Linked DNA regions of Homo sapiens: region 2 is linked to region 1. A link is a loop called in an ENCODE intact Hi-C map of the cell type or tissue named here. Cell type or tissue: A673. All regions are shown on one strand. Links, peaks and the distances in the headings refer to the core of each region. The heading gives the core; the rest is flanking DNA.

Region 1 (2,921 bases), core at 174-2,673:
CAGCAGTATGGGAGGCACAGAGGAGTACTGGATAATGCACTGCTTTTTGCAAACTCAACTTAGAAGACTGCCCAATCAACTTGCTATTCTTTCTTCTTTCTAGACATGAGTCTTCAGTCTCCTGCCCTCAGCTTAGCTGGAAGCTGGATGACAGCCACATTAAGAGGCTTTCTGCAAGTGGCTTTTGGATGAAAAGGGGGCCTCTCAGGTACTCCACTCTCACGTTGCAGGCTCTGCAGCAGCTGGTCTATCTGGTGGCACTGGGAGTAAGTAGTATGGGAGACCCCTCCATGCCGGGGTCCCCTGGAGTGTCCTCCTCATAGCGTGAGGGTTCTTCTCAGGGATACTGAGGATAATTCACAATGGCTTTGTAGTTGCAATATTCTTTTTTTATTTCTTAAGTTTCTGTGTCCCAAATTTTAGTACAAATAAACATTTATATACATGGCAAGAAAATATGATCCATGCTAATCATTTAGTAAATGTGTGATTTCTTGTGATTTCACCTTGTCTAGTGTCACCCTCTTTGAGGCAGGGCAATCAATCAGGACATTAGCCATTTACTCTCCCTCACCTTCCAGCTACTCCTCACTCTTATCATCCGACTTTGAATGGGAGCCTCGCTCCTTCACCCTGAGCCGTCCATCAAGACCCAGCACTAGGGCCAGGTCTGGTGACGGTGGCCAGACTGCTCACACTGCTGCCCCAGAACATCCAGGTACTTTTAAACACTACTTGCTTAGGGCTTTCTGTGGCGTTGGACTGACTGAAAAGGCTAGGGGGGTGGCCATAATTGGTCCCACAGGCTTAGTATTTGAAAGTGTGGGTAGTAACCTCTAGACTCCCGGCCTGATGATGCGAGAACCTCAAGCTCTGAAAACTGGTGGGTCCAGGACAGCCCAGCTCCCGGCCAGTCTGATTAGGTGGGAGGGGAATAGAACAGGATCCCACCTGGTCCTTCTCTACCTCCATCCCCAGAAACCCCATCAGGGGTTGTTAAATATCTCAGATTAGCTCACCAATAAGTCTCAGGATATATTCACTGGCGAAAATGGCATGAAATGCACAGACATTAAGTTCTTAATATTTATCTTCTCCAAAGGGGTTTAACATTACTAAAAACTGAAAATAAACTCAACATAGCTTGCATTTTAGAAATGGTCCTGTAGATGTGTGATAAAGATGATCCTTTTCAATCTGCTAAGCAAATGTTTTAGAATCTGTGAACCCAAGGCTAATTCAGCCAGAAAGCGTGTTCTGCAGATTGCAAGCCTTGGCTCCCTCTAGTGGCCCTGACTGAGCCTTCGTTCCCGGCTTAAAATGCCCAGGACTTAAGAACTGTATGGGGATTTCAAAGCTCAGCTCAGCTAGCACCTCTTCCTTTTAATGCTCTGGTGACTCTTGACTACATGTATGTCCTCCCAGTATGAGCAACTTTGTTATTTTCTGTTGCTAACAACTAGCATTTTTTATATTCAGTTTATAAGTGAATTGTTTCTTGTGTATTTTCTTTCCCCCCAAAAAGTCACAATTGTGTCTTCGAAATGGGAAACACAGTATCAGGCATACAATACTAGCTAATACTTTAAATTTAGGAATTATAATATTAGAGTTAGTAGAAATGTTTGTATGTTAAGAAAGCTTCTCCTTTCACAAAATAAGAAACAGATCCGAGAATCACTGCTCTGTTCATTCCACGAGTGTCTGTCAAGTGAAACTTCCAAGTCACTATGCTGGGTACCATGGAGGAGACGGAGACATTCAGGAGATAAGCCCAAATCTCATGGACCTTTCAATGAGGCATGAAAAAAAGGACAGGTGCACCAATCATCAAAGATAGAAACCCCTAAGGAAGGTAAAAGTAAAGCCTGAGGGATCTCAGGTGAGGGAGGTAATGAGTCAGCTGAGGGACTCAGCATGGTGTTATGGAGAAGGTGGACCTTGACCTTGGCTTTGAAGGATGTGTAATATTTGATTATGTGGAATAAGGGGAAAGTGTGGTGGTGTGAAAGCACATCCAGGGAGGGTACTGTAAAGGGAGAATATCAGAAACTAAGACATGAGTGCCTTAGGGTCAAACTACAGAAGGTCTTTTTATTTTATTTTTATTTAAGAGAAGATCTCACTCTGTTGCCCAGGCTGGAGTGCAGTGGTGTGATCATGGCTCACTGCAGCCTCAAACTCCCTGGGCTCAGGTGACCCTTCCACCTCAGCCTCCTGAGTAGCTGGGACTACAGGTGCACACCACCATGACAGGCTAATTTTTGTATTTGTTGCAGAGATGAAGTGTCACCATGTTGCCCAGGCTGTTCTCAAACTCCTGGGCTCAAGCAATTCTCCCGCCTCAGCTTCTCATTTACTTTAGTTTCTTAAGAGACAGGGTCTTGCTGTGTCACCCAGGCTGGAGTGCAGTACCATGATCGTGGGTCACTGGAGTCTTGACTCCTGGGCTCAAGCAATCCTCCAACCTCAGCCTCCCGAGTAGCTGGGACCACAGGAGCATGCCACAATGCCCAGCTAGTTTTTATTTTATTTTATTGTAGAGACAAGGTCTCACTGTGTTGTCCAGGCAGGTCTCAAACTCTTGGGCTCAAGCGATCCTCCCACCTTGGCCTCTCAAAGTACTGAGATTATGGGTGTGAACCACCATGCCTGGCCTACAGAAGGTCTTGAATGGCAATGAAGAAGCTTGTATTCTGTTGAGCAGGAAGCGGGACTGGAGGAAGAAATTGTAAAAATTCCAGCTTCTTGAATATGTATTTGGCTCCTTTTAAAAAAATGGATTCTCCATCCAGCTGTCCATTTATCATTTATAGAGAGATTAATATAGGAGATTCTGGTGGGGACTAGATATCTGCTAAGTTTACTTCTTAATCGATATTACATGATTGGGATTTTTGAGCCATAAATTGACCCTACAT
Region 2 (2,921 bases), core at 142-2,641, 400 kb before region 1:
GATTCACAGTCTCATAAAAGTTTAAGAAGTACTATTCTATTGTAAGTTCTTTGAGGGCAGGGATTACGTGTGGCACATAGCATGTGCTCAGTAGTATTTTTTGTTTGAATAAATGAATGGTGCCACATAAGAAAGTATTTTGTAAACTTAAGTCTTACATACACAGGACTTTAAGTATAGGACTTTAAGTCCTATATACACAGGATTGTGAAAGAACAGCGGTATAGATTTTGGGCTTAACTATAAAATCTTTTAGAGAAAGTTTGGACTGGCACTTATAGTCCTAGTTTACATATCGAAGCAAGTATATTTATTTTTCTTACATCTGAGTGACAATTCCATGAGGAAACCGAGTTTTAGATAGGAAATATAATAGTCCCTTAACTGAAATTGACTTTATAGTGAATTTATTAGCATGACAATTAATTATGAAACTTCTGAAGATTGACAAAATTTATTTGGTTCTATTTTCTGTAAGAGATAAGATCTTGATCAACAGCTAGGAAGCTGATGGTCAGGCTTTACGGGACAGGATTGGTAGATGTTGTATAGTTATTATCAACCTCTAACAAGGAAAACCCATCTAGTTTTCCACTTACAGTCTTCTGGCTTGAAATGCTTTAATTTATTCATTTAATCATTCTTCAAATCATCAAATATTTATCAAATTTGTCACTCTGACGAGTGCTGTGCCAGGACTTTCTGATGGATTGCCAGGTACAATATTCTTGAGGAGTTCCATATCAATACAATGACGACACCTTTTCAACTACATGGGCTAACAAAAGACTTTTTATGAATTCATGAATGTTAAAGTCTTAAAATGCTATTAAAATCAAACCACATTGGCTATATATTTAACAAGTCTGTTGAAAAGGGTAAAGTTATATTTTCCAGATAAATCCAGTCTATATGGTTAATACTTACAGAATAGGAATTGCTTGTACTTAGGGTTGCTCAAGGAATATAAGAGGGGTGTCCTGGCAATTTTCCATTTGCACCTACAGATCCATTTTTTACCCTATTTGTCTTGCTTTTTACTGGCAGCTGAACTCTACAGACTGTGCCACACAAGCCCTCTGGTTTCTGGTTTGGTCAATGGGAGGTACCAACAGAAGTTTGGAGGATGGGAGGAAAAGAGGACAAGTGTTTATTCCCCGGTCCTTTGCTGGGCCACATTTTGGCAGTGACTGTATTTCTTTATTTATAGTAACAGCCTTTGTCAGGCATCCCTTTCCAAGCTACAGCTCTTACAGGGTTCCACTAATAGCTCCCCTCCCCTGTTCCTTCAAGCTTAAGGTCTCCCATTGTTGCCAGTCCTTAAGTACTTTACCATTCCTTGTTGGTTCCCTTAACCATTCCCATCCCTCTATAAATTATCCCTTTATTAAGCTCTTGTTACCTTCTTAGAGTGTGCCATCTTTAGTAATAAAAGAAGAGGCCATAAATCAGCCAGTATCTAAGGACCGCCTGCTGAGGTGGCACTGTTAAGACATATAATACATGATCTTGCTCTTGAGACACTTACAGTCAGCCCAGTGAAGGAGATAAAACCAACACATGTGAAGCAATTAGGAAACACTACACATTGTCATCTAATGAGATACTCCGTTTGTTTGCCTCTTACTAACATTCACCCTTCTTCTGGTAACCATCCCCTGATTTTCCTCTTCTGTTACTTCAGTCAATGTCTTTTGGGTGGAGTGAACTTCATTTTCAAAAACATTAATGACATGAATCAGACCTGAGCTACTGGATTCCTCTAGCCACATATCCCAATCAGAGCCAGTGAAATGTAAGAAGACTATTGCTGGCACCTGTGGGAAGGAAGCATGCACTCTTCCACTGAGATTGCTAACAGTAAGGATTATGTAAACTGGAGCTGTCAGCAGCCACCACATGGAGCCTAAAAATGAAGCCAGCACACAAGACAGAGTCAAGAGATGAAAAGAAATAGAATTCTAATGACATTGCTTAAGCCCTTGGATCAAACTATGCCTTAAGCTAAATATATAACTAGTTTTTCACTAAAATAGCTCTAACAATTCATAAATTGATACCAGGAATGGGGATTAGTAACAGAAAGATCCAGAAATGTTGAAGTAGCTGATTCAGATGAGGCCTCATTGGTATCAGGCTGGGACTTCGATACCAAAGCAGTAGGTTAAACTGGCACCTGTTGTATAGTGGGATTCAGAACATGTGCCTATCAAGGATAAAATGTAAAAGGGCCTGTTGTTAAAAGGTCGGATACTAAAATATATCAACTATTACTTGTTAGTTTTTAGTAATGTCCTTTAAGAAAGGCTCAAACTTAGGACTAAGATTGATTTATCTAAGGCAGAGAGGAAAAGATACCACTTTGTTACAAGTGAACATTTTTGCTTATAGGCTGCAATAAAAGATGACAGAAACATCAATAATCTGGAGCCATAAAGGGTTGAAAAAGCCCCAAGAGGATGTTAATGTTAATGAAGGCAAGAATGGATAACATTGGCACTAGGGAGAAGTCTTAATACACTCAGGCCTCTTTCAAGCAATTCCTGCCTGCTGAGAAAGGTAATAGTTATTCCACTCTACTCCCTCCACCACCAGCTCACACACCATCATCACTCCCTCCCCTTGCAAACCCAGTGGCTATTGTTTCAAATTGTTATCAGGCAGAAACCAAAATAGAGGCCTCTAAGTTAGAATACCAAGGCCTATTACTAAAAGACAAAAATGCTCAGATGAAAATCTAGATTCAAAGACTGAAGCTTAAAAAAAACCCTCTGGCTTTGGAATTCTCCCCCTATGGAATTGGCCAGATGCAAATAGACTAGAAGTTTACTAAGAATTAAAGAAAACTGGGCGAGGCACAGTGGCTCATGCCTCTAATCCTAGCACTTTGGGAGGCCGAGGCAGGCGGATCACCCGAGGTC

What was found. A loop is a pair of places that touch in the nucleus more often than their neighbours do. Peaks named below come from ENCODE experiments on the same cell type or tissue, not always from the same donor. Only the 100,000 strongest peaks of a DNase experiment are listed, where the experiment ranks them.
Region 2: it touches region 1 in a loop (3-fold over the local background); 7 of 110 quality-filtered maps call a loop at or near these places.

Annotation. Positions count from the first base shown.
Region 1 is chr15:56,489,683-56,492,603 of GRCh38, reverse strand. It overlaps LOC105370832 (a long non-coding RNA gene), which reads left to right. Exons shown (of 4, transcript XR_007064652.1): 4 at 104-456. Among named protein-coding and RNA genes, the nearest start is that of MNS1, 26 kb to the right of the region's middle. RefSeq lists an enhancer at 1,119-1,413. In A673, for the core only: a CTCF peak has its summit at 1,292 (motif pointing left); a DNase peak (open chromatin) is centred at 1,283.
Region 2 is chr15:56,891,771-56,894,691 of GRCh38, reverse strand. The region is part of intron 2 of TCF12-DT (TCF12 divergent transcript); the gene reads left to right. Among named protein-coding and RNA genes, the nearest start is that of LINC03065, 6.2 kb to the right of the region's middle. RefSeq lists an enhancer at 2,282-2,841. In A673, for the core only: no CTCF peak of the experiment used is centred there; a DNase peak (open chromatin) is centred at 1,411; H3K27ac peaks cover 841 bases.